2 separate regions of the Homo sapiens genome follow, and region 2 is linked to region 1. The links are chromatin contacts, found by Hi-C or POLR2A ChIA-PET in ENCODE. All regions are on one chromosome and are shown on one strand. The core of a region is the stretch at or near the end of the contact, and the rest is flanking DNA. Distances in the headings are between cores, read along the strand shown.

Region 1 (4,608 bases), core at 121-2,620:
AAAGGAGAAGTCAATGCCTGACTGCAAAGATTCAAAGGAAAAGCTGACTCTTTTATTAGGGGCTAATACAGCTGCTAACTTTAAGCTAATGCTCAGTGACCATTCTGAAAATCCTGGGGCCCTTAAGAATGATGCTAACTATACTCTGTGTTCTATAAATGTAACATCAAATCCTATATGACAGCACATCTGTTTACAACATGGTTTATTGAATATTTTAAGGCCCCTGTTGAGACCTACGGCTCAGAAAAAAATATTCCTTTCAAAATATTACTGTTCATTGAAAACACACCTGGTTACCCACAAGTGCTGAATGGAAGTTGTCTTCATGCCTGCTAACATAGTATCCATTCCGCAACCCATGGATGACTTTTAAGTCTTCTTATTTAAGAAACACATTTCATCACATTTCATAAGACTGTAGCTGCCATACATAGTGATTCCTCTGATGGATCTGGGCAAAATCAATGGAAAACTTTCTGGACAGTATTCACCATTCTAAATGCGATTCAGAATATTCATGATTCATGGGAGGAGATAAAAATATCAGCATTAACAGAAGTTTGGAAGAAGTTGATTCCAACCCTCATGGATGATTTTGAAGGGTTCAAGACTTCAGTGGAAGAAATAACTATTTCATGATAAAAGTTTAACAATGAGGAGTTGCATCTTATGGATGAGCAAAGAAAGTGGTTCCTTGAGATGGAACCTAATTCTAGTGAAGATGATGTAAAAAAAGGATTTAGAATGTTACATAAACTTAGTTGACAAGGAAGTGGCAGGGTTTGAGAGGAAGGATTGACTCCAATTGTAAAAGAAGTTCTACTGTGGGTAAATGCTATCAAACAGCATTGCATGCTACATGAAAGGCAAAGTCAATTGATGCCAAAAACTTCATTGTCTTATTTTAAGAAATTGTCACAGCCACTCCAACCTTCAGCAACCACCACCCTGATTAGTCAATAGCTATTGCCAAGTAGGCAAGACCCTCCACCAGCAAAAACATTATGACTCTCTGAAGGCTCAGATGATCATTAGCATTTTTTAGCAATAATATGTTTTTAAACTAAGATACGTACGTTGTTTTAAACTATATATTTTGTATTTTCTTTAATTTTTTCCATGAACACATGTTCAAAGATATTTTTAAAACATAATGCTATTTTCATATATACTGGGAAACAAAAAAAAAACTGTATGAGTCACTCTTTATTGAGATACTCACTTTATTTATTTTTATTTTTATTTGTAGAGAAAGGGTGCCGCTATGTTGACCAGGCTGATCTCAAACTCCTGGCATCAAGCGATACTTCTCTCTCACCCTCCCAAAATGCTGGGATTACAGCTGTGAGCCACAACACCCGGCCAAGATACTAACTTTTCTGCAGTGGTTTGGGACCAAACCCACAATATATCCAGTGTATGTCTGTACTTCAAATAGGCCGAGAGTTAACTGTCTACAGTCTGCTAAGTAGTCACGTAAGCATGTGTGCCTTGGAAGATACGGGTTAGTGAATGCTGAAGCCCTTATTCTTACAAGGAATGCAGAGCATTTTCAAACTAAATAGTTCTCACCCTGGCCCACTATTTACTTTTTTAGTCATATCCCCAGGTTCCTTCCCAGTTCGTAACCTATGCTTCAGTCAGACTGAACAATTGGTTGTTTTCCAAACACATCACAGTATTTCCTACCTTGATACTCATTGTCCATGCTATTCTATTTGTCTGGAATGCCCTCCCTAGCCATCTCTAGCATCAAAACTGTGCTTGTACATGAAGCCCTCCCTTATTATCAAAACTTTCATCGTAAGCTCTTTCTTGATTTCCCATAGTTTGGTAAACTGTAATTCTTTTGGATTCCTGTGAACTATTCTCTCTATATAGTATCACAGAAATGAAGTTCTTTATATGTACTTTAATTTAATAACAGCCCAACTCAATGATGCAGGTAGTGTATTTGAGTTATTTATCCTTGTCTGAAATATTTTCAGGGTAGAAACTGCATCTTACTTGGTGTCAGACTTCCCTGACTTGCAGAGAGGCTTGTATTTTGTAGACACTCAATAAATATTTCTTGAATTAGGAGAGTAAAAGGAACATTCAGTTTTTGCAAATTCTATTAGGTAATCTGACACTCTACTCTGTGACCCATTGTTTTAACTCTGGATGCTCTGGCCAGGACAATCATTATTTCATAGAGTCCCTTGGGACTGTGGCAAGCTATTAACTTCTGTGCTGTTGTAATCCAAGGCACAGGCATCAGCACTGATGGGGTTATGTTCAGGGGTGTGAGCAAAGAACATGTTTTAAAATAAGGAATCCCCATGGAAATTCAGGCAGTAAAGATCAACAAAATAAAAATGCAGAAGGTGGCTGCTGGGTGAGACAGGAAATGAACACCTTGTGAAGATTAGGCATTCCGCTGAGAGAGGAGAAATGTGGAAAATGAGTCAAGAGAAATTGTGCAGCTATTTCATCACTGACACTTGGAGGTATATTGTTGTGTGTGTTGTTTTTAATGAAGTGTGCTTTTATAGTGCTGATGTTATTATCTGGATGAGGAAGTCTTCTCTAGTATTACTGTCATCTCAGCTTTCTGTAACCAACTAAATTAAAATACAGTAATGTAATGGGACAGTGGGATAAGAAAGAAAACCAGATGACTCTGACATGTGACCCCAACCTGAACTTACTGCTTTTCTAGTTTTCGGTATACTCAAATAAAAATAGAGTCCAGTGTAATGCTTGCAGGGGCTGGGGGGACTGGACAGAGGAATAATATATTTAGTTAATAGTGGGGTATGTCCCACATTCAATACTGTTACATTATTAATATATGTGAAATCAGTGTTTCTCAACAGGACTCCCAACACATCAGTGAGCGTGCCAGTAGTTCATGGACTATTTGCAGTCCATTATTATTTATCATAGGACAGCATAGATGCTTTGTGTTCTGATATGAAGTAATCATTGAATTTAATAAAGCTTTATTTTATTGGTGTTGCATGAAAGTAGCTCTGTTCTTTTCTTTAATTCTTGTATGTTTGAATTTTTTGGTAAGCAAAGAATGGGAGAATGAGGGTAATTATATCAAGCCAGAGAGTTTGCAGTAGGTAATTTGGGGGAATATTTTGGTTTCCTGACAAAAATGAATGGAAGGAAAGAGTAAAAATTATTTTTAGGTAGATGTGAAATTATTTTAACTTCCAAAAGCATCTCATAATAGTTCTCTAGACAGTTTTCTAAGGATAATAACATTTATGTCCTGGGTAATGGTATCATTATAAAACAAATTTATGTCACTCTTTAATCCAGATAGTTTTAACTACCATATTTTTATACCTCTCTTTTGGATGATTTACAATTATTAAGGATGATCACCAAAAGTAGTTTCTGAATCAGATTAAATGATCAATTAGTTTTTAATAGTTGCTTTTCTTCTCTAATTCATTGAAAATGAAAAACTGATATAACATTTAATTCATATATAGTTAAATCATAAGAGAGTTCAGTTGTAAGAGGGGACATCGCAAGAAAGCCAACCATGTTTATTGAGCACTAGGACATACTAGTCACTGCACAAGATGCTAGAATTAGGTAAAGTTACCTGGCTCTGAACTGGCATCAGGATGCACAGCAAGTCAGCAGAGTCATTCTCCACATAATAAGACCCATGCTAGAGATCAGCACAGGGTTGGGTTGCAGGTAGTCAGCAGAGGCATGCTTGATGAGATGGCCCCTAAGCATCTGAGCTGCTGAGTATGGAATAGGATTAGGAGCTGTCCAAGTGACCCAGATGTAATGAAACACGTACACTGGCACAAAGCAGATAATACACCTTTCCATGGACCAAAGCCTCCACTTTCTCACCTTGCCTCATAAGTGAATTCACTTTACACTGCTGAACAGTTAACATTGAGACATGTATAAGAGAAGAGTATTAATATTTAGTCTAAGTATAAATTAAACTTACCTTCAAAGATGATTAGCTTTAAGTGGTTAATATTAAAATACATTTGTTCAAAGGATAGAAACCTATCTATAAAGTATTTTTGATCACGGATTGGTTGTAATAAATATATGACTAATTTGATTTAAACAGAGTTTCTTCCACATGTAACTATCTAACAGAGATAAGCCATGTTGGCTTTTAAATAATAAAACTTGTATATTCTAAATTAGGAAAGGAAAAATCATGGCTTTCCTGTTTCACTCTTCTGAAAGAACTTTGGCATCAGATACACCTTGAACCAGTTTATTCCACCTCTCTAGCCTCAGAATACTCTTTTGGAAAGCAAAAATAATGGCTTCACAGAAAGGTGGAGAAGAATAGAGAGAATTTATATAAAATGACCTTTGCATATAATAGTCACTCAGTAAATATTTGTATACTGATAAATGAACCTAGTAGTCACGATATTAATTTTTCCCTTCTAGTTGAATTTATCTTATATTATTCCAGTAGAAATGAGACTCATAAGTTTTTAGAATTTGAAAAATCCTTGGCTTTGAATTTAGAAAGGATTTCTTAACTAAATCACAGAAACAAGACCATATTATGAGAAATGGTCTATAAGTTTGATTTAAGAAAAAAAAACCTTGTCTATA
Region 2 (4,837 bases), core at 746-3,245, 84 kb before region 1:
GTGATCAAGGGAGACATGGTTTTTCCTCTTGAGAATACCACAATCTAAGCCTTTGAACAAAGATATAGAAAATTGACTAAGTTAATGCAGTGGTAACGTGGAACTTATAGAGACAGTGATTATTGCGTAACGGAATTAGTAAATAAGATCTCTGGGGACTGGAAAGATAGAATTATATTCAGCTCATCTTAAATTTTAAGATAGAGTTTAATTGTGAAAAGAATATAGTCTTATACTTGAGTCCTAAAACCAACTGTATCAGAAGAGGGAGGCTTGGCATATGGGCAACAGTCTGAGTAAAAAAAGATACAGAACCTTTAGTCAGTAGTCAAGTCAATATCAATAATCAGTGAGATATTACTGCCAGAAAATGTTGGGTTATTAAATTGATAGACATGTAGTGTCTACAATGAGAAATGATCAGTCTTTTCTGGTTTACAAACATTAAACAATGTTCTCAAGGCAGTTTCCCAGGAGTTTTTCTACGCTTGATATACATCTAAAAAAATAAATTAATTATCACTGAATAAATATTGCATAGCATCTGAGAAAAATAGAATCAGAGAAATCTTAAAATAATCATTTTTAATTCCGTGGGTGTCTGTTGTGCTTTGGGGGGTTAAGAGAAGGGTGAGATGTGCCCCTCTGTATTTCTGAGGAAGGAAAGGGAGTAATCTTTATTACAGTCTGTTACTGAAGGCCTCTATATACAAAGTACTACGGGGAAGCTCAGGAGCACAGACACTACCAAGTTATAGGCCTAGGTTTTCAAGGAGTGTGGAATCCACTGCTGGAGAAAGCCGGAAAACAAATGATTATAGATGATATGAAGTCTAGATGGAGCATGCTCCCAGTGCTGTTGAGGGAGACCACAACCCTTACCAAATATTGACTATTCCTGGGCTCCTACTTGAGTTCTTCCTCTTCCAAAATGAATTTGTGGGTCTGTTTTGTACCTACAGGTGCCTGGTCTTTTTGCATTGCAGCCTACATACATGACATCTCGTGGTCAGGCCTCCAAATGACTTATTTATTTGCCTTGAGAGTAAAGCTCCTTATCCTAATATACCAGGTTTTCATAATCTGACCTCTGCCTGCCTTTTTACCTCATCTCTTGCCATCCTCTCCCATATGACCCTGTGCTCCAGCCTTGCTAAGCTGCTTACAGTTCCTGAAAATGTTAGGGTACCTTTTTTTTGTTTTTGTACTTGTTTTTGCTTTTGTCTGGAATATCTTTCTCCCTTTTTATCTAGCTAATTCCTACTTTTCCTTCAAATGTTGGCTCAGTGTTTACCCCCTCCAAGAAGACTTTTGCTTCCACTTGACCCCGTCCCTAGAATAGATGCTCCTTTTTTATGTTCAGCCCTTACCCGATGCATGCCTGTGTTGTAGCCTGTATAATGCTGTTATGATTGTTTACAAACCAAGTTGTCTACAAAGTTTGAGCATTATGAAGATAATGCTCTGATCTCTGTATTTTTATTACTTAACAGAGGGCATGGTGAACATTTAGGCCTTCAATAAATGTTTATTGCATGAATATGTAAATAAATGGTATATTTTTAGAGAGCACAGACTGTCTGCAATGTTTTTTCTCTTAACACTAGACTCAGTATTAGCAACATAGAAAGTGCTCAATGTGAAGACAGGATGAATGAATAAATTTAAAGATACGTTAACATGATCAGATAAGGAATTAGGCTAAAGATTTATAATGTGCAGGTGTTATTTTGACTAATGTGATAATGTGCTCAGTAAATGGAATCATGAAGAGATGGCTGTGAAAGAAGGATAATTAATATTTGGATTGAAAGAATGTATTAGTTTTTGATTGCTGGATAATAAATTACCACAAATTTAGTGGCTTAAAATAATACCTGTTTTATTGTTTCTCGGTTTCTTCTTTAGGCCGGAAATTTGGGAACAGCTGACTTGGTTCTCTGCTTATGGTCTCATGAGGCTGAAATCAGTGTCAGCTGCGCTGTGTTCTTTTCTGGAGCTCAGGGTCCTTGTTTAAGCTCCCATGGTTTTTGGCAGAGTTCACTTCCTTGTGGTTTATAGGACTCAGCCTCTTGTTCTCTTGCTGATAGTGGTCTGAGGGCTGCTGTCAGCCCCATTGAGGCCACCTGCAGTTTCTTGCCATGTGGCCCACTTTATAGGCCCTCTCATGCTTCAAATCTCTTCTTTCAGGAAGGGCCAGTCCCTTTTAAGGGCTTACCTGGTTAGAGCAGACCTACCGTCTGTATTAGTCAGCTTAGACTGCCATAACAAAATACCAGTCTGGGTGGTTTTAACAACAGACATTTATTTTCTCAGAGATCTGAAGGCTGGAACTCTGAGATCAAGGTGCCAGCATGGTTCAGTTTCTGGCGAGGCTCTCTCCCTAGCATACAGATGGCCACCTGCCTGTTGTGACTTCACATAGCCTTTCCTTCTTGCATGCGTGTGGAGAGGGAGAGATCTTTTTCTCTTCCTGTTCTTTTGAGGCCACCCTATGACCTCATCAACTTTAATTACCTCCTGAAAGTCTTGTTTCCAAATATAGTCACATTAAGGGTTAGGATACTTCAACATGAATTTGGGGCGGGGGATGAAGGGATACAGTTCAGCCTATAGCACCCAGCTAATCTCCCTTTTGGTTAACTCAAAGTGAACTGATACGTGACCTTAATTATAGCCCCTCAATTCCTTCACCTTGTAAAGTAACATTTCTGGGAGTAATATCCTATGGTGTTTATAAGTCCTGCTAATAACCAAGAGAAGGGGATTATGCAGAGAATGGGAATCTTGGGGTGACATTTTAGAATTCTGCCTACCCCAAAGATAGTGGGATAAAATGCAGCAGCAGATTTAGTTGAGATACGAGTTATATTATGAATAGAATCGTAGAATAATGGAAGAGAAAAGCACACAGCAACCTGATATATAAGGGGAGGAATACTGAGCTTGGACACATATATTTGGAAGGTTTAACCTAAATAATGTGTCTGTGAAAAAGCACTTTGGAAACTAAAATTATTTAACATGTAAGGTGTTACTGATGCCAAGGTTTGTGGGGAGATGATGACAAGATTAGCTTAGGAACGATGGGTTTGTGGGTGGGAAATAAGCAGTGAAGACCACGGGCTTTGGAGTTAAACAAACCTGGGTTTAAATAGTGATTCTGCCACTTACCAGCTTCAGTTTTCTCACAGGTAGAACGGGAATGATTACGTCTATGGATTTTTGTGAGAATTAAATGAAATATCCATTTCAAGTTTTTAGCTTAGTGCCTGGCACATAGCCAGCACTAAATAAATATGTATTCATTCACCAACGAATTATTAAATAAATATATTCTATGTGCCAGGCACTGTATTAGGCCTCAGGTTTCTGGTAAATATTAATACTATTGTGCCTGAGCTAGATTTCATTGGACTTTGAATTGCCAGGCTAAAACAACAGAGTTTAAATGTTTATTTAAATCGCCCTGAGCTGTTTTCAAGCAAAGAATAACATCTAATATTAGCTTTTTAGAATTTGTGATTATTTGGTGCTAGTACATGGTGGTTTTTTTCTTTTGTATAAAGAGCTCAAATTTGCCTGTAGTCATTCTAATTATTGATACACTAAGACTTAAAAGATCTCCATACCTCTTACATCATTGTTTTGATTTTTTGAAGGACGCTATTGAAATCTGTGTTTTAGGAGAGCATTCTCATGGCAGTGTTCCAAATGGATTGAAAAGGGCAGAGATTAAAAAGGAAGGCCTTTTATTAACGCAGAACCAGGGTGCTTACAGTGGGAATGATGAAAAGGAAATTATGCGGATAAGAGCATTGGGAAAGAAGAATCAATAGGTTTAGGTGATTGAACACAGGAAGTATGAGTGAGGGAAAAGGCAGCACTAATATAATGTGATGTCAGTTCTGGAGCACTGCAGTGATTCATGACTATCATGGAGCGGATTTATTTGATAAAATTTATTTGAATAGGTGGATTTATTTGAATAGAATTCTTTAAAAAATGGAAAATTCATTTAGTGTAGAAAAATGTAGATCACGCCTTTTTAGACACCAGAAAAATCCTTTTATCATCGATGGAAGATGTTATCAACATGACTAGAAGTACATATATGTTAATTACCCATAGATACATAATGAAAGGAACTGTGTAGGCAACCACACACTAGCTATTAGAGGGCCTAGAGTATCTAAAAGGTTAGTGTCCATCAGAGAAGAAGAAAGATAAAGTGGTGAGGTACTAGATGCATTAGCACGAATCTTTGAAATTGTAAGTTTATGGATTGTGATATTTCTAGTTGTCTCTAAGGAAATATAATTTTAGATGTGTATAAGGCAGGCGTTCTGGATGCTGTTGGGGAAGATAAACTACAATTAGTAACCGAGCAAATGAAGAACAGGGATTCTTTGGTACTAAGAACAGAATAGAATTGAGAAGAATAAGAGTTGAAGCTAAGAAACCAGTTAGGGGCTATTGGCTAGGTGGCAGTCTATCTGGGGTGAGGTGAACGGATTTGAAATGGCTTTAATTAAGTCGTTGCTGCTAAATATGTAGAAACTGTCTAGGCCTTAGGTTGCTTGATTTTTGTGACAGTGGTCATTCCTCCCTTGATGGGCTGTTCCTTTAACTGCTGTCATACCAGCTCTCCCAGCTGTCCTTCTGCTTCTCCCTGGATATTCTGGTTCACAATTTTTTGCAGGACTTTTTTCCCCCCTAATTTCTTAAGTATTGATATTCCTCTGGATTCTGTTCTAGGTTCTGTTTACTCTCATTCTCGCAGTCTTCAGGGTGATCTCATTCACTTTCATAGCGTTCATAACCATCTGTGTGCTAA

The links. A loop is a pair of places that touch in the nucleus more often than their neighbours do. ChIA-PET counts read pairs that join two places held with the same protein, here RNA polymerase II (POLR2A).
Region 2: a map of mammary epithelial cell shows a loop between it and region 1 (2.0-fold over the local background). The contact joins two enhancer-like sites. A Hi-C loop is called at or near these places in 2 of 168 maps with a recorded cell type or tissue (Panc1 and mammary epithelial cell). POLR2A ChIA-PET finds 5 or more read pairs at or near these places in 2 of 52 experiments (BJ and CD8-positive, alpha-beta T cell).

The regions. Positions count from the first base shown.
Region 1 is chr11:76,028,966-76,033,573 of GRCh38, forward strand. All of the region lies in intron 12 of UVRAG (UV radiation resistance associated), which reads left to right. Among named protein-coding and RNA genes, the nearest start is that of WNT11, 180 kb to the right of the region's middle. RefSeq lists a silencer at 3,667-3,867. Within about 2 kb of position 1,371, at least 4 of the 41 ENCODE cell types and tissues checked have a DNase peak (open chromatin) inside an H3K27ac peak, as active enhancers do.
Region 2 is chr11:75,944,599-75,949,435 of GRCh38, forward strand. All of the region lies in intron 6 of UVRAG (UV radiation resistance associated), which reads left to right. Among named protein-coding and RNA genes, the nearest start is that of UVRAG, 130 kb to the left of the region's middle. RefSeq lists an enhancer at 1,934-2,033. Within about 2 kb of position 1,996, at least 8 of the 41 ENCODE cell types and tissues checked have a DNase peak (open chromatin) inside an H3K27ac peak, as active enhancers do.